Regions from separate parts of the Mus musculus genome. Here regions 1, 2, 3, 5 and 6 are each linked to region 4. Evidence: chromatin loops called from intact Hi-C (ENCODE). Cell type or tissue: heart. All regions are shown on one strand.

Region 1 (4,000 bases), 430 kb after region 4:
TCCAGTCTCCAGTGTATGGCTCAGACCAGATTTCTGTCTTGCATAGTACTATGTACCTCTGACTCAGAGTTCACCTCTAACCTGAGGTCCATTGTAGGCCAGGTTATACAATACTGGCCCACAACACCTGCTCTGGATTCCCAATGTGAGTCATACAGAAAGGGACTTGGCACTGCCCGACTGCTGAGTCAGAACAACTCTTCACCTTCCCCGTGCCCCTGCTATCTGTGGCTTCTGTTCCTCCCTCCATCCCTCTCTCCATTCCTCCCTCCTCTCTTCCTGTCTCCAGCATCTTAAAATTGCATTCCTGTATGTACAGTGCAAACTGACGAGGCCCTCTTTATCTGAAGCTGTGATCCTGACCCTCGGCTGTTGCTCTCATGATTCGAGAACATTTCCCAGTCAGGGCTGAGCCCACTGGAATGGGCTCCAGGCTGCATCCTGCTTTAAGGTTTCTTTCTACTGCAGCTAGCGAGGCTACACTGTCACCTACTTTGTAAGACTGCTGCTCTTCAATTATCCCTGATTCAGTCCCCCACAGACTTTGGGGGCCTGTGCATGGCTGTCACCCACTATCTCCATACGTTTATCATAAAAGAAGCTTCAACATCCATGTCAGTCACACTCAGGAGCCCACGACAGCCAGGGTCCTGGAAGAGGTGTCAGAAGGAGGTCTATGGGGCTAATTAACAATCTGTCACCTCCCTCTTCTGATGAGAACCACTGAGAGCTGATCTCAGCAGAACACAGGGATGTAACCCAGTCGCTCTAAGGATGCTCCCACAGTGGCCAGTAGGTCATCAGAACGTATTCATCTTAGAATGTTTCCTGTGGGAAGCTTTAGCTTAGCTAGAAGAGCGAGGAAGAGGAAAAGATGAATTGCAGGAGTTACTCAGCATGCTAAGGCACTGGGCTTTTTCCACCTCTCAACGTGCTGAATGTAATCCATTTCTCCAGACAAGCCATTCGTGGCTAAAAATAGGACCATGTCTCATGGGCATTTTTTTTTTACTTTATCTCCCTCTGCAACCATCACAGCACTAGGTCTGCCAGCCCTTGGTGCCCCATGCCTGGAAGCATGGTCTAATTTTCCTCTTCCCTGTGGCTCTCTGGTTCCTTGGAGTGGTTAAGTTTAAAAAGGGGCTGCTTACAAAGACTTATGAACAACTGAAGAGGTTCTCATGGCTCCACAGAGCTGCCTCAGAATGTACTTCTGTGTAAGACAGAAGGACAAACTCCATGGCCTGTGATGTCCTGGAGACTGTATCTAAGAAAGGGGAGTAAGGAACAAAGGATCCCTATCCAAGGTTAGAAACAAGCAAAACGTGTACAGGACGGAAACCCTTGGAGCCATGCTATAACATCACACAGCCTGCAAAGGCAGAACCGGATACCACACAGCCTATCCGCATCCAAACCCTGACCCCATCTATACTGCTCCTCTGCCTCTCTGGGTCCATCATGTTCTGTTGAGAGCACTTCACGCCCAAGATCTGATGGAAGGTGATGGAAGCAAGCCAGCTGGGGGGAAGATGACACCGTTGCTGTGTAAACACCAGCTCTACACCACCCAGACAAGGTACAGCCCTAGCCACATGAGGCAAGCTGACATCAACATATAAACATCATCTGTGTACTAGTTGGACCCTGGAACAAACAATAGGGTGCCATAGGCATCCAGTCATCAGTGCAAGAATGGAAAGATAAGGTCAAAGCCGACCCTCAAGGGTGCACATAGTAAGGAGCATGATGAACCTGGCCTACAATCGTACACAAGTGCTAAGGAAAAGCATGAGATCTATGGTCCTCTCTGGCTCTGCAGGCTCTGAATCAAGTTGCAGGTAGAGCATTGATGCTATTATCATAGTTCTTAGTGTTAGAGACTTACAAGTCGAACATTAGAAATATATGCCAGTCCATCCAAGCACACTGTATTAAAAAGTACGTGTCAGGAGCCTGAGGATGACGATGGGGGGTATCAGAATGAGCCAGGTTTTCAGAGGAAGGCCTCCCTACATACTGGTTACATCACACCTGTGAGTGGAAATGAGCAGCCTGGCCTTGTTGGACAGTAACAAGGGCTTCTCAGACAATCAGAGAGCAAGTGTCTTATCTGATACATAGGCAGCCAGGCCTCGGCAACAGAGGCAAGTTGCTTCAGGAGTCTAGGAGGTGTTGATCTGTGTGACACTGAGTAGTCCCATGGGTAGGAACACCCTTCTACCCAGCCCTGGCTTATCTCCAAGTCTCCAGCTTTTTAAAGCCGAAACAATGACAATTCTGACCCTTGTTGTTTCCTAAGAACACTTATGGGACAAAGTCAGTGCCGCAGTAAACAGCTTGGGAGCCAAAAGTCTCTGGCTCCAGCGAGCATGTCAGGAATGATTCATCTGATGAGAATTCTCTTTCTAAAGAGAGAAAGTCGGGTTAAACAAGGCCCTGCACACAGTGGCCTTCCTGTAGCAAACAAATCCCAACCAGATCCATCAGACCAGGTGAGGGCATGCTCACCCACCAAGCCCACCTACGGCTGATGTGTCTGTGAGCTCAGACTTACAAATGAGAAGAGAAAGATGATAATGAAGAAAATGGAGGAGGAGGAGGAGGAGAAGGAGGAAGGTGGAGGGGAGGAGGAAAGAGGAGAGTGATGAGGAGCAAGATGAGGAGGTGGTGGAGAAGGAGAAGGAAGAAGATGAAGAGGAGGAGAAGGAGGAGGAAGAAGATGAAGAGGAGGAGGAAGGAAGAGAGTGGTAAGGAGGAGGAGGTGGAGGGGGCAGAAGAGGAAGAGGAGGAGGTGATGATGGTGGCAACAGTAATGATAATTATGATAGAAGTGCATTTATCAAAAAATGTTCACAGCCTTGCCTATAGTCTAATGGTGGCATTCTCTCAATTTTGGTTCCTTCTTCCCAAATTACTCCATCTTGTGTCAAGTTGACAAAACTAACCCACACACCAACACTGTCTCAGAAGAGCAATAGGTCAATGGCATCTAGTTCTCCATAGGGCAGAGTAAGGAGAAGGGATGCCTTCAGGGGATGGGGAATCACATGGGCCCAGGAGGAAGCAATAGAAAAGCCATTGCCTGAAGGAGAGCCTGGTGCTGGGAAGCAGAATCTAGAGAACAGAATTATGGCCACCAAGATTTGGGCAACAATTAGAGCTGTGCCTTGGTATTCGTGGGTGACTAATTCCAGGACCCCCTTACAGGTGCCAAAAATCTAAAGACTATGGCTTTTCATAAGTGTCCCCCAGAAAGTGCATATTATGAAGGTTTAGTCCGCATCATATTGTGACCAAGCAGGACCTACTAAAGGGAATTAGGTCACTGGAGTTGTGCCCTTAAAGGTGGTATTTGAACCCTAAGTCAATCTCTCTCTTCTCCTCCCCTCCTCTCTCTCTCTCTCTCCCTCTCTCCCTCTGTATTTGCCATGAGGTGAACAATTTTCTTCCTCCACATGCTACTACTATCATATGCTGCTTGCCACAGGATTAAAACAACCAATTACAGCATGAAGTTGAAACTTCCGAATCCATGAGCCAAAATAAACCTTTCTTCCTAAGTTTCTTACCTCAGATATTTTGTTACAGTGATGGAAAGCTGACTGACACACTGAGAAGAAATCTCATATAAAATAAGGCTCTGTCTGTATATAGCCTGCACACATTCTCATATGCTCTAACTCATCTCTAAATGGCTTACAGTGCCTAAAACAATGCAAATGTTAGATAACGTTTTACTATAATGTAATTTATTAAGAGAATAGCAATAAGGAAGAAAGTCTATCTCTGTTGTGTATAGATAGTATAGACAGCATTTTTTTTTTCATTGATTTTGATCAGAATGTGATTGAATGCACAGATGCTGAACCCATGGATATTAGGACCTGATGTGAAAGTTTCTGATTTCTTTAAAAACTCACTTGTGTCACGTGATGTTTTTCTGGATGCTGTCTTATAAGAGGGCATCTGATGCTTTGCTGAAAACAGACACTTGAGA
Region 2 (4,000 bases), 180 kb after region 4:
TTGCAGACAGGAGCCTAGCATAGCAGCCTTCTAAGAGGCTTTACCCAGCAGCTGACTGAGACAGATACAGCTACTCACAGACAAACATTGGACAGAGGTCAGGGACTCCTAAGGAAGAGTTAGGATTGAAGACCCACAAGGAGATGGCGACCCCACTGAAAGATCAATAGCGTCAACTAACCTGGACCCCTTGGGGCTCCCAGAGACTGAGCTACCAACCAAAGAGTATTCATTGGCTGGTCTGAGACGCCAGGCACACATGTAGCCGAGGGCTGCCATGAGTGGCCTCAGTGGGAGAGGATGCACCTAATCCTGCAGAGACTTGGTGCACCAGGGTGTTAGGATACCAAGGAGGGGGTGCTCTCTCAGAGGCAAAGGGGAGAGGAGATAGGGGGAGAAACTCTGTGAGGGGAGAGTGGGAGGGAGCAGCATTTGAGATGTAATTAATTATTTAATTAATTAAAGAAACGGTATGCACATTTTGGTGGGTAGGAAAGTGGGGGATAAATATGAGGAGAGGGTGAATGTGATGAAAATATATTGAACAAAAATCTTGAAGAACTAATAAATGAAGAAAAAAGAATTTAGAAGTCTCAACACTAGAAAAAAATGCTTATAAAGATATTGGTACTTGAGCCCAAAAGATGGTCTTCCCTTACAAATATTCAATGTGTATTTGAACAAGTCTCCTGCTACTATTAGATGCAGGATCCTATGAAATTCTACCCATCATTCTGTTCTTCATGTTGCTCAAATATCCTTAGTGATATTTTTTCTTTTCTTTTACTTACTACTGAATTACAGTGTCGGAAAACTAAAATGTTATTCATAATTATTTTAGTTTAATTTGTTGTTATTGTTTCTTTTTTATTCGTGAGTCAAGGTCTGGTCATATAGACTTGGCTGACCTGAAGCTTATAGTCTAACCATCTTGGCCTTCTGAATGCTGGAATTATCAGTGTGTGCCACCATGCCAATTGGAGAACTTGGTCTACTGATGGTAATATCTCATTATAAATGATCAATTCTATTATTATTTTATGCCTATCCTGGGAAAATTGTGAAGAAAACAAGATCCTAAAATCCTCTACTCATGGAAAACTATGTCAAAATTGACTTTTTCAGGTATCTAAGATGCCTAGAACTCAATAAAAAGAGATCTTTCAAAGCATTTTAATTTTCTCTTCCCAATCTTCACTAACTACGGAAACCAGAAGCCACAGATCTGTGGGAAATACAGAAAATGTCATGGAGCTTCTATGATATAACAGATGAGGATGGTTCTGGATGCCCCAAATACCTTGTCATTCCTACCTCACCTATCTGATAGCTCCATGAAACAATTTCATTAAAGAGTTTATTTTTATTTGACCAAATTTAAGACTTTCTCAATGAATAGAATCCTGTCTCCAGGCATTTGTGAAAAAAAAAATCATTTCAATTGTTTAACATCCTGGCTACTTGAACAATAGTTGGGCAAAAGCAAGGCTAGCCAAAATATTTCAAAGGAAAACTTGGAGAATGGGATGCCCATAAGTGGCTTTGAAAAGCTCTGACATATTTCTGGGAATCTGAAGGCTTTGTGTATGGGCTCGGTACACACCCAGGAGAGACCTGAAAAGAACCCAACTTCTCAACTTTGGCTACTGTTGAGAGGAAATCATTAAATGAGGCCCAAGGGACAGTTATCAGGAGCAGGGACACTGAAGACATATCCTAACATAGCTTGACAAGAGTGGAAGCCTTATTTCTTCAAGACATTTAAGGAAATCTGTCTAATCTCCAGCTACCCAAAGGTTAGCTAGATTTTAGTCACTAACAAACAGCAAACAGTATCAACAACAGGAAATTTACAGAATAAGATTCAATCTGATTTACATAGTTGCCATGTCATAATAACTCAAGTTAGCTAAGTTCAGTGGCAGGCCTAATTAGCTTTGCTTGTCAATTTGATCCAGCCTAGAGTCATCTGAAAGGAAAGTCTCAAGTGAGAAATTATATAGATAAGATTGGCCTGTGGGGGATTATCGTAATTGTTATTTGAACTCAATGTGCCCAGTTCACTGTGGGTAGCATCATCCCCTGGGCAGATGTCTTGAGCTATATAAGAATGATAGAGCAAAGTGTGAGCTAGCCAGCAAGTCAGCAAGTGCTGTTCCTCCATGGTTTCCTATTCTTCTGTTCTTGCCCCAGCTTCCCTTGATGATGAACTGTAACCTGTAAGACAATGGTTCTCAACCTGTGGGTCAGAAACCCTTTGGAGGTCACACATCAGATATACTGCATATCATATATTTACATTCTGATTCATAACAGTGGCAGAATTGTAGTCATGAAGTAGCCACAAAATAATTTTATGGTTGGGGTCACCACAACATGTGGAGCTCTATTAAAGGATCACAGCACTGGGAAGGTTGAGAGTCACTGCTGTGAGCCAAGATAAACCTGTCTTTCCTCTAAGTTGCTTTTAGTCAAAATGTTTTTTATCACAGCAGCAGAAGGCAACTGTTACAAAGGCTTTAACTTCATTCATATTTTGTGCCACTATCAACCATCATCTACCAAATTTTCAAGTGTTCTCTTTTTTCCAAACTAAAACTAATTCAACATCTTATTTGTAATTCTCAGCTTCTAAAAATTGATTCAATAAAATATAGCAAAATAAAATGCAAGAGGGATTAAATGATATAATTAAAAGTGTTTTGACACAAAAGAAGATTCTAAAGAAGGAAGAGATGTGTATGCGTCACACCAGTCACCTAGATGCTACCATGAAAGACATATTTTAAGTTCAATAATAACATAAAGCTTGAAAGTAAAGCTTCCGGAACAGTTTTTTTGGGGGGGGTATTCTTTTTTTAATTAGGTATTTTCCTCATTTACATTTCCAATGCTATCCCAAAAGTCCCCCATACCCCTCCCCTACTCCCCTACCCACCCACTCCCACTTTTTGGCCCTGGCGTTCCCCTGTACTGGGGCATATAAAGTTTGCAAGTCCAATGGGCCTCTCTTTCCAGTGATGGCCAACTAGGCCATCTTTTGTTACATATGCAGCTAGAGTCAAGAGCTCCGGGGTACTGGTTAGTTCATAATGTTGTTCCACCTATAGGGTTGCAGATCCCTTTAGCTCCTTGGGTTCTTTCTCTAGCTCCTCCATTGAGGGCCATGTGATCCATCCAATAGCTGACTGTGAGCATCCACTTTTGTGTTTGCTAGGCCCCGGCATAGTCTCACAAGAGACAGCTATATCTGGGTCCTTTCAGCAAAATCTTGCTAGTGTGTGCAATGGTGTCAGAGTTTGGAAGCTGATTATGGGATGGATCCCCAGATATGGCAGTCTCTAGATGGTCCATCCTTTCATCACAGCTCCAAACTTTGTCTCTGTATTGTAAGCTTAGTAACTGAAGAACAACTAGAACATCTGTCTAATAATCTGTTCACCCTAAGACAAAAATTAATAATGAAAAATACTCTATGATAAATGTGATTTATGAAAAATATTCACTATAAAGAAATAAAAACATAAACATTCATGCACCTAACATCATAGCTTTAAAATACTTGAAGAAAACCTATAGGAGCTGAAAGGAGAAATAGATAGTTCAATATAACAACTCACAGGACTAAAGCCTCCCTTTACAGCAACTAGGGCAACAGGGAAAAAGATGACTGCAGAGCACAGTAAGCAACTCAGTCACACCAGACACTGTGCTCATCTATTTCATCCAACAGTGGTAGGATGTACATCTTTCTCAAGTGTACCTGAAAGATAGTAGAATTTACAAGATGCCATAAAAAGCCCTGCTAGCTGCTAATGTATGAAATCAGACAAATAGACTCTCTAATGAGGATGAAATAAAATTAGTAATCAATAATGAAAAGAAATTTGAGAAATTCATAGTAATGTGGTAATTAAATAATACTGCTCAAATAACTCACAGATTAAAGAAAGAACCTAGGAGGCATTATAAAATATATTAAGATGAATTCAAATGGAAA
Region 3 (4,000 bases), 320 kb after region 4:
TCTGCGGAGTCTCTAGAACCCTCCCTAAACAACTGTTCAAGGAGGGGTGTGTGTGTGTGTGTGTGCGCACGCGCGTGTGTCTCGCTATGGGTTTTCAAACATCCTTAGTGTTATCCCCCCCCCACTCTCCTCTCCCTCCCTATTACCCCAACCTGTCCCCTCCTTCCTCCACAGCACCTGTGTCCTGTCCTTCTCTATAGAGTGCCTTCTCCCACCTTCCAGGACAGCTCCTTTCTACTTCCCTGGACCATGTATGTTTTTTCAAGTTATCTTCTTTGGAGCTAGGATCAAATAAACAAACAAACAAAAAACAAAAACAACAAACAACAAAGAAACAAACAAAAAACTAGAGAGCATGCGGCATTGTTTGTTCTTTTGGCACTGGGTTACCTTCTCTGATACAATATTTTCCAGTGACACCCATTTACCTGCAAATTTCATGATTCTCATTGTTTTACAGCCTAATAGAATTCCACCATATATACGTAACACATTTTTACTATCCATCCCTCAACTGAAGAACATCTAGTTAACTCCCTCTGTCTCATGCACTTCCTTCAGTAGAGGTCTTGCTACTTGGCTGCTGGCTACTTGGTGTGGATTTCTTTAGTGGATGCCTCTGCTTTTTTCTCTGGCCTTTGGGATGTTGGGGGTGACTTCAGAGTAGTTTTGATTTGCTGGGCTAGATTTCATCGCACTTCTTCCTGTTCTTTGATGCTTCCCTCACAGAAGGCCACTCAATGGGAACATGTACCCCAAGAGTTTTAAGGATGCCTAGCACGGCTTCCTGTGTGCATTAGCACCCGGTTGGCCTTGTTGTGCTGCAATATGCCTTCCATCCAGATGGCTTGATTTTGCAATGGTCTCTTCCTTTCCAGGGGATGAGTCTTTGGGTCTGTTGGAGACATAGTTTTACTTGACCTCTTCTCTCTCTTAATGCATTCTTTTGTTTGTATCCGTTTAAAGTGTACCATTTATTTAAATACATGCATGATGTTGTGCTGGCAACATAACCAATTTTGCTCCTGGCCTAGTCTCTGGACTCTACTGTTCCACCCTAGTCTCAATAAATTTGACTATTCTAGCTGCAGCAGAGCAATGGGCTGACAGACCTTCTGGGACTGATTTATTCCCAACAGCATAATGCCTTGTTGAACTGTGTATCAGGATTCCTTTGTTTTTAAGAACAAGCATTTATGAACCACCTTTTGGCTTAACTCTTCACGGGTTATAGACTCTTGGGTTGGTCTTACTCTATGGCTGTTGTTAGCAATGCTACTATGAATATGGGTATCAAGTTCTCCTAACATGTTCACTTCTAACTACTTGGGACAAATCCAGTGGAAGTGCTAGATAGTGTGGTGACTCTGTGCTTCATTTTTGTGGAACTGCCATACTGTCCACCTATGATGGTTGCTTCATTTCCATCAGCAAGACATAAGGACTCTGGCTTCATCATATCCTCCTGGTCACATGTCATTTTTGTTCTGTTCTGTCCCCAACCCCCATAGTAACCACCATAATGGGAAGGTATTTGGTCTTCATGACTGGAGTTTTCTTTGGAGCCCCCACTGCCACCCCTCCTTGTCTACAGGCTGCCTTTTGTCCTAAGAAACCTATTTCTGCATCCTGTTATACACCTACCCGCATGCAGAGGATCTGGGATTCCCCATAGATGTTCCGTCAGGACTGCTGAATGACATGTGTCATCTCACTGAAATCTGGCTGGCTGAGTCCAGTGGTTTTCCTTGGGACCTGCTTGCCCTACCATGAGGGGCTCCTTGGCCAAGGTCCCAGCCCCTCCTGGGCCCAGCATGTTTTTGATGGCTCTTTGCACAGACAGCTTGGCCAGGAAAAAGCAATCCAAGTGCATGTACTTCGCTGCTGGGGATATAACATCATGACGGCAGGAGAAATGTTAAAAACCATAAATGAATGAATTGGAAAACAAATGAGTTGGAGAGCACTGGCTAGAGAATCATCCAAAATGATACTTCAAAGTGTATGGTGTAGTGTGTGTGTGTGTGTGTGTGTGTGTGTGTGTGTGTGTGTGTGTGTGTATTCCATATGGCCTGAAGAGTCGAATGCAGAAGTCAATCAATAAGAACAACCTAGGTAAGAAAATGAACATGCATCAACTCCAGCATGAGCATGGGCTTTATAAGACTTTGGCAAAAAAAAAAAAAAATTCTCAGAAGGTTCTCTCTCTGAAGACCCTGGCAATTGTCTAGGAAAGATCCTGATAACCCCTTGAGAAGTTAGGGGGTCCTTCGGGGAAGGTGGAGCATTGCAAGGCTGCCTGGCCCAAAGCTGGAGACCTTTTGGCAAGGCAAACTCCTGTTCCACTAAGGACTGGGACAAAGATCAGGCCCAGAGGAAGGAATCTGAGGTTTGGGTGGGGCTGGGGAACGTATCCTGGGGAACTGATTTGAGTTTAGTAAAAACTAAAAACCAAAACATTAACTCTAAGCAAAAATAAAAATACATAATAAAGCCAGGTCTTGTTTGCAGCAAATGTGACCAGGGTTGGCTGCCATTATCTCCACTACTCTTGCTGAAAAGTGCCAGGGCTCCAAAAGGAAACTGGTCAAGGACATTGTACCACTCAGTACTGGACCAGATGAGGCAGGAAATGGGAGATGGGAGGCCAGAGCATCTCTGGCCCATTACCAGCAGAGACCAAGCAGGTTTCTCTGCACAAATGTCCTCAGAGACTCTGCCCCTGGCCTTTCTCTCACTCTGTGCTCAGGCCCACTTCCTCAGCACCCAGGAAGCTCTGAGTAATCCATAAGGCCGCTGTCCAGGACTGAAGGGTGAGAACTATACTGAATTTAGAACAGAACGTGGTAGAGTGAAGGCAGAAGGGGTCAACTCTGTGTACCAAAAATCACCCAAACCTACTATGTCCAGTAAGCCCAGGGTGCAGGCAGACAGAATTCACATGCAGCTCTGCAGGGACTTCTGGGCTGAAGTGATTCTTTGGAGTTGACTGGCATTGTGCCAGAGCTTTTATACCACATTTCAACCTGTCACTGGGTCAAGGTCACTTTGGGACAGATGCAGTATCTTAAAGGAGGGAGCAGGTCAGACAAGAACAACCAGTTTATGAAGAATCCAAGCACAGTAGTTCTTCCGTGGCCCTGAAGACCACATCCAAAATCTACACACTCTTGGCTGATAAACATGCTTTCCTCACACAACACAAGAGACTTTATAAGTGGTTATCCTGGGCTGCATCAGTGAGGCTGGCAGTGGCCCCCTGAGTGAAAGAGGATGCTGGGGAAGGGCAGAAAGAGATCTGAAGGTCAGACACCTGATGGCCCCCAGAAGTAGAAGAAGGGTCATGCATCAAGGATGCAGGGATTCTCAGGAGCTGGAGAGGATGAGAACATGTCCCCTTGAAACTTCCTAAGGAAGCAACCCCCCTTCCAATGCTCTGACTTCAGCCCATTGAGGCCTGTTTTGGTCCTCTGACCTACCAAACTGAAAGCTAATTGCGTTAAACCACTACATCTGGCTTTCTTAAATTTGTTAAAGCAAACAGAAAAATGCACATTTAATTATTTGCTAGTTTATCCCTTCATTGGACTAGAAAGGACACAGGACAAGCATCCTTCTCCCTACATGTGCTCGCATGTGGGTTTCCACCAGCCCCCAGCACTGGAGAAATCCGTAAGTAGTCCAACATGCATGATTAGCATCAGCTGCTCCGAAGCCTGAAGCCTGCAGTGGGGCTGCTGTTGGGACACGTGGCTGGCGCACAGAGATTGCTTTGTGGGATCCACTGGGTTTGGTGGCAGCTTCACTAATGCCCAGAGTCCCCTTTGGTTGCTAGCTTGACCCCTGACTCACCAGACTCCCTTCTCCAACAGGATGGTCAAACCCCTTGACAGGAGCAGCTTCCGCAAGCTGGAAACAGACAATTCTGTTTCAGGCAAATTGGATCCATTCTATTATTAAAGAGAAAGGGATGCAGGCTCTACCCCAGCAGGAGGCTGTA
Region 4 (4,000 bases):
TGGATCAGACCTGTTCTCTAGGCAGGACCCCATTGTGCTGCCCGAATGAACTTTTTTACCTCCTAGTGCCTGTGTGCCCTCTGATCTTACACAGCCCTCAAGTTGCAGCACGGCTAACCTTGCTGTGGTTCCTGTCTTTTCCCATCAGCTACTCCAACTCAGAAGCTAGATAGTAGACACCGGAGGCTTCTTTGGTTAAACCCAGAGCAGCAGGCTTGCCAGGCTTGTTAGATTGAATGGACCCCTGGTTCCCTAAGCCAAGCTCTCTAGATTCCCAAGTCCAGGGTGGCAGCAGAGCTGGATTAGACTTTGGTCTGTACCTGAAGTCTGGTTTTCCTATGCTTTAGAGTCTAAAGACACTACCCTTCCTGGGGCATGCATCCCTTAGCTAAATAATGCTTGCAGAAGAAGATAATCCCATCATATATTTAATTCGGTCCACTTCTCCAGCTGCTTCCCAAAGGCAGTGAACTTCAGAATACCCAGAAGTCTCCTGGAACTCTAAATAAGCAAACTTAAAATCCTGGGGCTAACTATTCTCAGTCATACTTTTAAACTTTGGTGAAAAGACCCATAAATTGAAACATTTGGGGATGCTCAGTAGAGCTAGGATAAAACCCTGTTGTTGGGGGAGCAGCTACAAATCCAGCAGTCCTCAGGGTTTGCAATTCTAGACTTAAAGGGTGGTTCTTAAGGGGGGGTTCTAAAGGAGCCCCTTGCTAATTTACACTAATGAGTGTCAATTATAGCATTTTGCAAATTGGTGAATTGGCAAACAAAGCTGGTAATAGGATCCAGGAGGCCTAGGCATCCAGGTAGTGACCATAAAAGCCACGGTTGACCCCAGCTTTTGGGAAAAGCTGGATAGAAGGTAAATCCGGGTCCTCCCCTCTGGATTCTTTTGTGATTTCCAGGGCTTAGGATAGGGTGAGTGGGAGGAGGGAAAACTGCAGGTGGTAGAAGTGAAGCCCCCCACCTCCAGGCCTGCACCAGAGGGCCACAAGGGAGCCCAGAACTCTGCCACCCCACTTCTCCTGGGTCCTTTTGTCCTTTAGAGGCTGAGCCCAGTCAGATCTCACTGTGATCCCTGGCCGAGGGGATGGTCTTTGCAAGAAACTTTCTGTAACCATTCCTGCTGATGTTCCTGAGTCTTCCCCACAAGAGCCACCAAACCCCCTGCACCAGGCAGATAATGACTGGCCCCACTTTTCTCTCTACACCTCCTCTAGGTAAACCAGTCAGCCTGAGCTACCGATGCCCCTGCCGGTTCTTCGAGAGCCACATCGCCAGAGCCAACGTCAAGCATCTGAAAATCCTCAACACTCCAAACTGTGCCCTTCAGATTGTGTAAGTCCTAGCCGCCATCCCCCAAAGAGGAGCATGGTATAGAAGCCTCGGACTTGGCATAACTAGGGGCAGCTGTTACCACCACCACCACGGGGACACTGATATGCCATCAGACATGGGTTTCAAAGGATACTTTTGTTCCCCAGAGCCCTGATGTCCTCAGTGTTTCTCACTCTTGCTTTCCAAGCTGTTTCTTGCAGCACAGTGGGCCGCCTCTCTACAGAAAAAGCCATGGACTTGATGGAGGTCAGCCCTCAGCTGACAGTTGGGTCTGTCTTGTCAGTTTCAAGGTTCTGGTGTCCAAAGTTAATCCTTTCTCACATAGAAAAAAAAATTACAAGACCCGGATGGCACGGGGGGGGGGGGGGTTCAGTTTTACTCACTTGCACTCACTTGCTCAGAGGTCATTTTTGTTTTAGAGTTTTAGAGTTTGCTGGAGTGTGATGGTAGCTGCCAGTATTTGATTTAAATTTACCTGGGAAATAAGAAAAGCCCAAAAAAGGTATAAATGATGTGAATATCTCACTCAGAGTCTGGTAGACTTGGCAGAGATGTGTCCTGTGCTAGTCTGTCCTGCTCACTGCCCCCCAGCAGGGGTTCCCATCCTCGGGAGACTCAACACTAACAACAGTATAAGGATGCAGCAGCTGGAGCAATGCTAGCCTGACGGCTTTGTCACCCAACGGTGACTGCTTCAGACTTTCTGTGCTCATCAGCCTTCCTCTCCAGCCTCCGCTGCTGTGTTATGTACAGTAGGCTTTAGAGACCTAGATGATGAATATTATTTTTGCTGTTTTGATTAAAATACAATACTCTCCCGAGAAAGGGATTTTAAAGATGATGAGTTTACGTTTGAATAGGCTGTGCTGGTGCACTGTCCCGGGAAGGGCCCTTGAACTTAGAGGGTCAAATACAACTATTGATTCTGGGTGATCACTAAGTTAATAAATGGCAGGATCCAGACTGACACCCCTGATCCCTGTTGAAGTTACATCCCTCTGAACGACTGGTCAACTGCAGGGCAGCCTGCTTGAAGAGGGTTACCTGTCCCTAGGACACTGAACAGGCATTTGTTTTTCCTAGAAGACAGTTCACCAGCTGGAGAGGAGTCGTCTCCCGTAGTTTCTGTTTGGTTGCTTTTGGTTTTTGTTTGGTTTTGGTTTTTTAATTATCTGGCATCCAGGACTTGATGGAAAATAACCAGAGCTAAGCTCACCGGTTCATCTGCCCATTAGGAAGTTCTAGGGATGGGAGAAAGAACACGGCGTCAATTAACAAATCCACAAAGCTAAGACCTTGAAGCATTCTGTGAACTTGTAAACGCGCTCAGGCAACCATTGGACAATTTGTCTAGACTGCTCCTTGCCCACCTGAACTGCCCTGTTCCTCCCCTTCTGGACTCCTGCCGTCTTCCTCCAGAGCTACCTTTAAGGTTGTCCCATGTACTATCAAGGTGCTCTGTCAAAAGTTCTTAGGCTGCTTCTGGCACTCTCCAGAATTTTCCAAGACCTCCCCCCCACCATGATATCAGTCATCCGCGCCTTCTGGGTGGTTCTTCCTCCACACCCTTTGGGCACTTTGACTCCTGTGGGATATTCGTCCTTCCTTTTCCTTTAGCTTTCCTCACTTGCCAAGCTCCAACTTGGCCAGAAGCTCAAATGCCTCCACTGTGGTCTCTTCTCTGTGTCCCCTGGGAGACATCCTTAGCACGTCCCTAACTCTGCGGTGGTGGTCCCAACACGATTCAAGTGCTATGTCTTCCAAAACTGAAGCTTCCGGGAGCAGCAGCTGGGCCCTGCAGTGAGGACCTTTAGCTGGGTGTGTTGGGTGAGCCCACAGGATCGCTTTCTCCCGCTTGGCTGTACAGCGTCTCTCCCCTTGTGTTTTGGCAGTGCACGGCTGAAGAACAACAACAGACAAGTGTGCATTGACCCGAAATTAAAGTGGATCCAAGAGTACCTGGAGAAAGCTTTAAACAAGTAAGCACAACAGCCCAAAGGACTTTCCAGTAGACCCCCGAGGAAGGCTGACATCCGTGGGAGATGCAAGGGCAGTGGTGGGGAGGAGGGCCTGAACCCTGGCCAGGATGGCCGGCGGGACAGCACTGACTGGGGTCATGCTAAGGTTTGCCAGCATAAAGACACTCCGCCATAGCATATGGTACGATATTGCAGCTTATATTCATCCCTGCCCTCGCCCGTGCACAATGGAGCTTTTATAACTGGGGTTTTTCTAAGGAATTGTATTACCCTAACCAGTTAGCTTCATCCCCATTCTCCTCATCCTCATCTTCATTTTAAAAAGCAGTGATTACTTCAAGGGCTGTATTCAGTTTGCTTTGGAGCTTCTCTTTGCCCTGGGGCCTCTGGGCACAGTTATAGACGGTGGCTTTGCAGGGAGCCCTAGAGAGAAACCTTCCACCAGAGCAGAGTCCGAGGAACGCTGCAGGGCTTGTCCTGCAGGGGGCGCTCCTCGACAGATGCCTTGTCCTGAGTCAACACAAGATCCGGCAGAGGGAGGCTCCTTTATCCAGTTCAGTGCCAGGGTCGGGAAGCTTCCTTTAGAAGTGATCCCTGAAGCTGTGCTCAGAGACCCTTTCCTAGCCGTTCCTGCTCTCTGCTTGCCTCCAAACGCATGCTTCATCTGACTTCCG
Region 5 (4,000 bases), 380 kb after region 4:
GTGGACCATGGATCCTGCACACCTGTCCAGGTGTCAGGTCCCAAGAGGCCGGCCTCAGCACAGAAGACGGGAGCCGACAGACTGGAGCCGGAAAATGCCCTCATCACCTCAGCAAGATTCAGTCCCTAGAAAGACTCCCAGGCTGAAGGTTGAAAGTTTCCCACCTAGGATCGTGTCGTGATTCAGAGGAAGCGGTTTTTGTGTTTCTGAAAGAGGACTGAACAGATCAGGCCCTTCCCTGAGTTCTGTGGGAGGGACTTATCTATTTGCCACTCACGGTACCAGAAACGCCTCATCCATGGGCCAGGACATGTTTCCCAATGGCCCAGGGCATGTCTCACAACGGCCCAGGGAGGGTCTAGCAATGAATGGCCCAGGGCTGGTCTAGCAGTGGCACAGGGCTTACTACCCTGGACTGGAGGGAGCCGGATCAACTTCTGCTGGCGCTGCTCCAGGGAGCCCGCCCTGGCCCTTCCTGACCATCAGTCACTTTGCTTCAGCCACACCATGTTCTTGCATGCTGCCTCTACTGGACACGGGTCTCCCATACATACTTTTCTCATGGAATGTATGTGTGGACTTGAACTTTAGACTCTTCCACACATACATTCCATACTCTTGGAAGCAGCGCCTTTTCCCCTTTACTCAGTTTACCATGTTGAAGTTTATGTCCACTCCTGACTCTGTCATTTCACATATAGCTTCATATTTTAAGTGGCCCTGCAGCCACTGTAGGACCTTTTGCCCCCATGCTTCCTGGTTGAAGTCAATCGATGACAGATAAATATGCCAGTGGTTCCAGTCAACCTTTTGATTAACATATGATAGACTGTAAGTTCAACAACAGAGCTCCATGGACATCCACTAGACACAATCTTAACTGAGAAAGCCCGCACTTGGCCTTCTTACATCAATTGTCTTCTGGATAGCTGTAGGTAAACCAAAAATCCAGTAAGCAGGTCAGAGCCTTCAGTGTTTCAGAGCACTCAACCCACCAGCTTCGACCTTCATTTGAGTGTTTTTATCCACCGTGTTGGAGTCCCTGCTTTCTCATCCTTAGGCTTCCAACTCACTGCCCAGGCTAGCCCTCATTGGTGAGCTGCCCAGGCTAGCCCTCACTGATGAGCTGAAGTGTGGCACCAGCACTCGGCTCAGCCTGTGAGCCCAGATCCCTAGAGCCTTGGCCTGTCACCAGAAGGTACAGCTTCCAGAAGCAGCCATCTTTGTTATTATTATTGGGTTTTTTCTTTTCAGCTTGCTATAAGGTGCACACCATGTCTTACAGATTTCATCTGGAAATTTTTTGAAAAAAAATCTGTCTCTCTCTCTCTCTCTCTCTCTCTCTCTCTCTCTTGTGTGTGTGGGGGGGTGAGAGGGTGTAAGGGTGTGTTTGGGGGTTGGGGGCATGATGTGAGTGTGTGTGTGTGTGAGTGTGTGTGTGTGGTATGGGTGGTGTGTATGTGAGTGTGTGCATGCATGCTCGCCTATAGGCACATACCTATAGGCACACACAGGGGCCAGGCCAGGGCATTGGATGTCCCACTCTATTACTTTCTGCCTTATTCTTTCAGGCAGCATCTCTCTGTGAACCCAGAGCTCATATTAATTAGATATTCTGGCCACCAGCAATCCCATGCTGTGTATGTGTGGTTAAATGTGTGAAGCCAGAGAAAGGCTTGAATTCCCTCACAAACCCGGGCTCCTCCCATCCTTCTTTTCATGGCTAATTTAGTTAAGTGTTTAAACAATGTAAACCTGGCAGCTCCCGTCTATTGAAGCTGAGATGGAGCACAGCTGCCGCCCAGCCCCAGCCCTGCAGTGCAGCCTGGGCTGCAGCACCCATCAGCTTTCCTGAAATAGCAAGGCTTGCTTCCTTCCAGGCTTCCCCTGGAATAACCCGGGGAGGAGGCTGCGTTTCCTCTGCCCAGGCCACTCTATTCATTACCACTCAGGGAGTCCATATTTGGAGAAAAAAGTTTCACTGCTGTGTGGAATGAAATCATATGGTTGCAAATAGCCAATATGAATTTAAATCAAACAGAGCTAACAATGAGATTGTGTGCATATGTCAATCCAGACAAGCCTCTCCAGGGGAGAGGCAGGGCAGAGGTGAAGGTCACTCTCAATAGCAGGTGACAAGTGGGGCTCGAACAACTGCAGGTACCTTTGGTCCTCAGTCTTCCTGGTCAGACTCAACTAAGTAGATGAGGACAGGCCAGCTCCCTTAAGACACAGTCCCAGTAATTGTCAAGATGCTACATGGGCAGCTTACAAAGCAGTCTATCTTTACATTTTCCACGTATCAAAAAGGGGCTGGGGACCACATCGTGCAGGTCACATTTTGAGTGCACCTCACTCCTGAAATCATATTCTAAGCTTGCTGCTAAGCCAAGTCGATTTTTATTTCATAGGTGTGCACCCCATACGTTGCATTAAAAAAAAAAGCACTCTAGAAAAAGCTAAATCTAATTGACAACACACTGCATGTTGGGTGTTTACGTTCCCTTGAGCTAGCTCCTTTGTGGCTGTGAGACATCACTTTGCAAAGGTCTCACTGCTGAGTACCAGCACCTGCCTAGATGACAAGGGTGTGTTTGCAAGACTGTTTAGGACTTACAATGAAGATCCCTTCGTCTAAACAGGGGCCTTTGAGAGTGGCACACACACACACACACACACACACACACACACACACACACACACCATGGCAGCAGCATTCAGAAACACATCCACATGCCTGGAACCCAAGAGGGAGTGAGAATCTATGGAAACCAATGCTCTGCTCAAACTGGAGACGCTACTTATTGGCGACACTAACTCCATTTGATTGCATCAGTGCTGGGGAACCCCATGGCTACGGAAGAACGGGTGTATAGGGGTTGAGTTGCACTCGTGACTAGTCCCCGGCTTCTCTGCTTCTCTTTTGAGTGCATGCTGACAGCCTCATATCGTGTGACATGCTCATCACAGACTCCATTAATATCCTATGACAATAGCCCTCACCCAAGGACCTTGCAAAAGCACTGGCTGGTCTTTGTGAGCCAAAGCTGGGCACTGGTGGGAGTGTAGTTACTCGGGGGAATTCATGTCCTGAGGACATGGCTCCGTGAGGATGTGGCTCCGTGAGGATGTGGCTCCATGAGGATGTAGAGAAGCTGTGTATTCCCCATCCGGGCTATACAAGTGGCTGATGCTGTTTGAACCTACTATTTCTGTCCACCTGATCTGTCACCCTCACTATAGTATCAGTCCTTTCTCATGTTTTCTAAACTCTGATTAACTACACTCAATTCTTTATACTCACCAGTGAAGAATGCAAAGTTACAGTGCCATTGGTGATCCTTTTGTTAGCTAAATAAATTAACATGGTTACTATATTGACTAAGTCAACCATGAGTCCCATTCTGTCCCCTGTTCAGGGCCCGGCTGTTGCTCTCCTAGTATTTGAATTCACCCACTGTATCTTTTCCTATTGCCTTATCTTAGTATTTTTGGATTGACTAGGCACACTAATGCAATTATTAGATTTTTTTAACCTAATATAAATTCTCTGATTCAAGATGAAAATTCATCATAATCATTTTCGTAACAGGATTCATATACTTGGTTTTATTTCTGCTATTTTATTTTCCTTTCTAATAGACCTTTTCATATGCCAGGTTTTTTTTTCATTCTGACTTTTCCTTTGTGATTTTGAAAATTATATCTACTTTTTTTATTCTTTTATTAATGATGCTTAATGGATATGCATTCAAATCCATTTCATCTAATTCTTATTATCAAAATAAAGTGATGTCAATTGACCGTTTTCTCTAAATTATAAAGAATATTCTGTGCTGCCTTGTTCTCTGGCCACTTAATCCTCAGTTTTTGCTGGTGGTGGTATTTGAAGTACAGTTATTATTATTAATTTAATGATTTTAAAGCATGAGATCAGTTTCAAAAATTTAGGCATTTTATTATGTTTTAATATAATATTGAGAATTAATTTTGTTTCATG
Region 6 (4,000 bases), 180 kb after region 4:
TGAAGAAATTAAGAAATTGAATGACACTTTAGCAATGAATGGAAATGAAAATATAGCACGTCAAAACTTATGTGATACAATGATAGCTACAAGAGCTGACATCAAAAAGTCTGATAGAACTCAAATAGGTAATTAAATGATGTATTTTAGGATCTTGGAAAAATAAGAACAAGCCAAATCTAAATGAGTAGATAAGAAGAAATAATCAAGATCAGAAAGAAATTAATGATGCAGAGATAAAAAATAAGAGAAGCAATTAATGAAATAAAGACTTTGTTATTTGAAAATATAAACAAGATCAACAAACCCTTAGGTCAACAAAACCAATGAGAGAAGATCCAAATTATTAACATCAGAGATGAAAAGAGAAACATTACCACAGATACCAAGACCATTCAGAAGATTATAAAGACATACTCAAAAACGTATACTCCACTAAATTGACACATATCAAAGAAATGGAAGAATTTCTACTTGAATATGACTTCCAAAATTAAACCAAGATAAAATATTAATTTTAAATAAATATGTATAAAACAATGAGATTAGAACAGTTATAAGAAGTCTCCCAACTGGGAAAGCAAGTTCAGACCCAAATGAATTCACTATTGAATTCTACTTCTCAAACTATTCTGTGAAATAGCAAAGGAAGGAACACTGTCAAACCTTTTTGACAAAGCCAGTATTATCCTGACAGGAGAACAAGACAAAGACCCAATGGAAAAAGAAACACACAGACAAAAGTTCTCCAAATATTTGCAAACCAAATGTTTAAGAAAACCTCAAGGAGGTGATTCACTATGGTCAAGCTGGCCACATTCCAGAGATGCAGAGATGGTTCACCATGTGCAAATCATTAAATGTAATAGGTGATGTAGGTGGACTCAGGGACAGAAATGTAGGCTATTTTAAGAGATGCAGAGAAGGCTTCTGATGAAATCCAACATCTCTTCATTATGAAAGCCCCAAAGGGACTGGAAACAGAAGGAACGAATCTGAATGCAGCCAACCTCTATCTAACAGCTTAATACAGGAGGGGGTTGGGAGAGCATTTCCTCTCAAGCCAACAGAAATTGAACGGTGTCCACTTTCTCCATTCTCCACCAGTGTTGTGCTTGAACTGTAGCTAGAGAAGTAATGTATCATTTCCTGAGTCTTCTTGGAAAGTCTTTACCTGTACTATCTCTTGAAGCACACTCTCTACTTTTTGCTCGGGCAGTTTCAAAGTTTCAGATCTTGGGTTAAGGATCTCGAACCACCTGGAGTTGCTTTGTTCATGTTTGTGTCTACATAGATTCTCTGGGATGTAGGAGACAGTATGTGACAGGCATCAGGTTGCCAGTGACCAAAGATGGAATATGTCATCTTTACTCTTCATGGGAGCTTGGTCTTCACATTGCATTTTGGGCATCAGATGGTCACTTCAATTTTTTGTTTTAAGTCATCAGATATATGTTACAAATATGACAAAGAGTATTCTACGTGTGCATGGTTTTGCACTTCCTGTAGTTCTTGTTTCTTCCTTCATCTTTATCTTTGTGTGTGAAAACATGCCAGTCAGTCTGTGCAGATATGTTGTTAGCAACATATTCTCTTAGTTTTTTTTCTATCCGGGGACGTTTTATTTGCTCCTTATTTTTGAAGATTGATCTCTAATTTGTCAATTCTCTGTTTCAAGCTGGAGAAAGGGTCTCCCTTGTGAATCAGAGAGGCATCCTAAGTAGGCCATCTGTGGTAGCCTCGGGCTAGCTTTGTCCTCTTCTGGTTTCAATATCTATTGGTCAAGGAAGTCTAGAGATGGATGGAAAAAGGACAGGCTGATGATTTCCAGTAGAGACCATATTATTCATCTTGTCGGTAATGCTATATTTGCCTTTCCTCCCACCCCCATACTTAGAGGATCTCCATTGACCTGGAAGAGAATGAACATCTGTGAGGCAAGAACACCTCCTCTCTTGGAAGACTGGGACAGAGGGCCTTGGGCAGAGCTGCTCTTCCTGGCCCAGTCCCTAGCCAGCTCACCTTTTACCTACCATCTGTCAGAGTCTTCAAGCAGTCGGTCCTGGGCTATGGCCAATGATTATAGTTGAGCCCTGCAGAGAGAAACAGGAAACTAAAAGCTAAGTCATCTCATCCAGAACAGACATCTGCCCTTGGCTGCCTTTAAAAGTCAGGTTTTTAAAATTGTTTTGTGGTTGCGTTATGGGTTTCTTCTCCCACCAATCTCTCCTTTCATTCCCTCACCACTGTGTCAATTAAGAGATTTTCTGGGATTACTTGACTTTTAAAAGTTAGTGCTAATATATATTATATATAATACATAATATATGACATATAATAAATACAATATATATAATAATTATATAATAAATTATACAATTATGTAATAATATATACAATTATATAATAAATATAGTATATAATAATATATATAAGATTGTTTTATATGTTTAGATAGATAGATAGACATCTTTAGGGCTTAAATGTTCTAAATATAGATGCTTTAAATACATTAGACTATTTTCCAAATCATTATTGGTCATAATGATCCTGTAAGTTTCTTGCGTGGGCTTGTAAACTATGGCATAGATGTCAAACCACAGCATAGAATTACTGCAGTCCCAGCCCAATGGCATTGTAGAACTTCTATATCACCCCTGGTAACAGGAGGAATTCCAAGAATATAAATGCTTACAACAGTCTCACACTCAATTGCTTGTCTGCTGCCTTGTCCCCGACTCTGGCATGAATACAGGGCAAGTGACCTTGAAGACAAACAACAGAGTCAGTGTCATCTTCTTTCAGAGGCTATTGGTAATTTTACTCAGATGAATTTTAAAGGAGAGGATAACAGAAAAGGTCCTGGGTGCACCACTCTGTGGTGACTATCCTAAAGGGTGGTACACATGATGACCTATTAGTAGGGGATTCTACCTGGCATTTAAGTTTTTTTTTAATTTATTACTTTATGTGTATAGGTATTTTGCCTACATGTGTGTCTGTGTACGATGTGTGTGAAATTCTTCAAGAATGCCAGAAGAGGGCGTTGAGTCTCCTGGGACTGAAGTTACAGATGTAACTTCCTATGGTGAGCCACCATATGGATTCTGAGGATCAAAGCCTGCTTCTCCAGAAGAGTAAGTACTCTAACCTCTGAGCCATCTCTTTATCCCCAACCTCATGTTTTTTAAAGGAAAAATTCATACTAATATTTAATGTATCTACATAATATCTTTTGTGATGGTTATTTTTGGCTGCCAACTTGACTGAATCTGGAGTTAACTAAAGCCCAGGCTGCAGGGCCCTCCCATGAAGGATTTTTTTTTCACATTATTGGAAGCAGGAAGACAAACTCTCCATCTGGGTGGCACCTTCTGGTGGCAGCCCAGATAAAATGGCGTGGAAGAAGGGAAACTTGCTCTTTGCCTGCTGCCCTCGCCCTTGCTGGCAAGTCCATCTGTCCCGCTGCTCCTGCCTTCCTTCACTGACATTAGAGACTACTTCTTTGGGATTCCAACCCAGACTGAAGACCACAGCTCTCAAGGAGCCCTCCAGTCCTCCAGCACCAGATTGGGACTGCAGAGACAGTCAGCCTCATAGACAGAACAACTACTGCATTCTTGGTCTTTCTAGTGTGAGACAGCCATTACTGGACTACTGGAACAGTATCCTGTAAGCCAATCCCACCCACCTCTCCATATATTCATATACATCATATATGTATGCATATACATATACAATTGGTTCTGTTCCTATAGAGAACCCTGTAAAGTGTAAAATACTCAATTGCATATCGCATGCTGCTTATGAGACTTTGTAGGAAGTTCTGAGAGGAACAATTACAATTTTCAACACCTCGCATCCTCTCTGCGTTGCCTCATGTTGACCTTAATGCATGTGGTGGGAGCATTGAATAGATCGTGAATCTAAGAGAATCATTCTCATGCAAATATAGATGAATACACACAAAGTTTTTTATTTGGTATAATTTAATATAGTA

What was found. Peaks named below come from ENCODE experiments on the same cell type or tissue, not always from the same donor. Only the 100,000 strongest peaks of a DNase experiment are listed, where the experiment ranks them.
Region 1: a loop joins it to region 4, with 3 times the contacts of the local background. A loop is called at or near these places in 2 of 42 quality-filtered maps.
Region 2: it touches region 4 in a loop (2.8-fold over the local background); 2 of 42 quality-filtered maps call a loop at or near these places.
Region 3: it touches region 4 in a loop (2.5-fold over the local background); 4 of 42 quality-filtered maps call a loop at or near these places.
Region 5: it touches region 4 in a loop (6-fold over the local background); 5 of 42 quality-filtered maps call a loop at or near these places.
Region 6: a loop joins it to region 4, with 5 times the contacts of the local background. A loop is called at or near these places in 2 of 42 quality-filtered maps.

What each region holds. Positions count from the first base shown.
Region 1 is chr6:117,604,915-117,608,914 of GRCm38, forward strand. No RefSeq gene overlaps it. Among named protein-coding and RNA genes, the nearest start is that of Gm9946, 47 kb to the left of the region's middle. In heart, no CTCF peak of the experiment used is centred here; a DNase peak (open chromatin) is centred at 2,257; H3K27ac peaks cover 1,002 bases; H3K27me3 peaks cover 1,607 bases.
Region 2 is chr6:117,345,964-117,349,963 of GRCm38, forward strand. No RefSeq gene overlaps it. Among named protein-coding and RNA genes, the nearest start is that of 6820426E19Rik, 150 kb to the right of the region's middle. In heart, no CTCF peak of the experiment used is centred here; a DNase peak (open chromatin) is centred at 1,628.
Region 3 is chr6:117,487,573-117,491,572 of GRCm38, forward strand. No RefSeq gene overlaps it. Among named protein-coding and RNA genes, the nearest start is that of 6820426E19Rik, 5.7 kb to the right of the region's middle. In heart, no CTCF peak of the experiment used is centred here; DNase peaks (open chromatin) are centred at 2,389 and 2,679; H3K27me3 peaks cover 656 bases.
Region 4 is chr6:117,170,253-117,174,252 of GRCm38, forward strand. It overlaps Cxcl12 (chemokine (C-X-C motif) ligand 12), which reads left to right. Exons shown (of 3, transcript NM_021704.3): 2 at 1,230-1,347; 3 at 3,240-4,000. The coding sequence ends at 3,330. Among named protein-coding and RNA genes, the nearest start is that of Cxcl12, 3.7 kb to the left of the region's middle. In heart, a CTCF peak has its summit at 1,981; a DNase peak (open chromatin) is centred at 3,809; H3K4me3 peaks cover 1,188 bases; H3K27ac peaks cover 401 bases; H3K27me3 peaks cover 3,480 bases.
Region 5 is chr6:117,550,709-117,554,708 of GRCm38, forward strand. No RefSeq gene overlaps it. Among named protein-coding and RNA genes, the nearest start is that of Gm9946, 7.0 kb to the right of the region's middle. In heart, a CTCF peak has its summit at 1,810; a DNase peak (open chromatin) is centred at 1,843; H3K27ac peaks cover 1,122 bases.
Region 6 is chr6:117,351,240-117,355,239 of GRCm38, forward strand. No RefSeq gene overlaps it. Among named protein-coding and RNA genes, the nearest start is that of 6820426E19Rik, 140 kb to the right of the region's middle. In heart, no CTCF peak of the experiment used is centred here; a DNase peak (open chromatin) is centred at 2,032.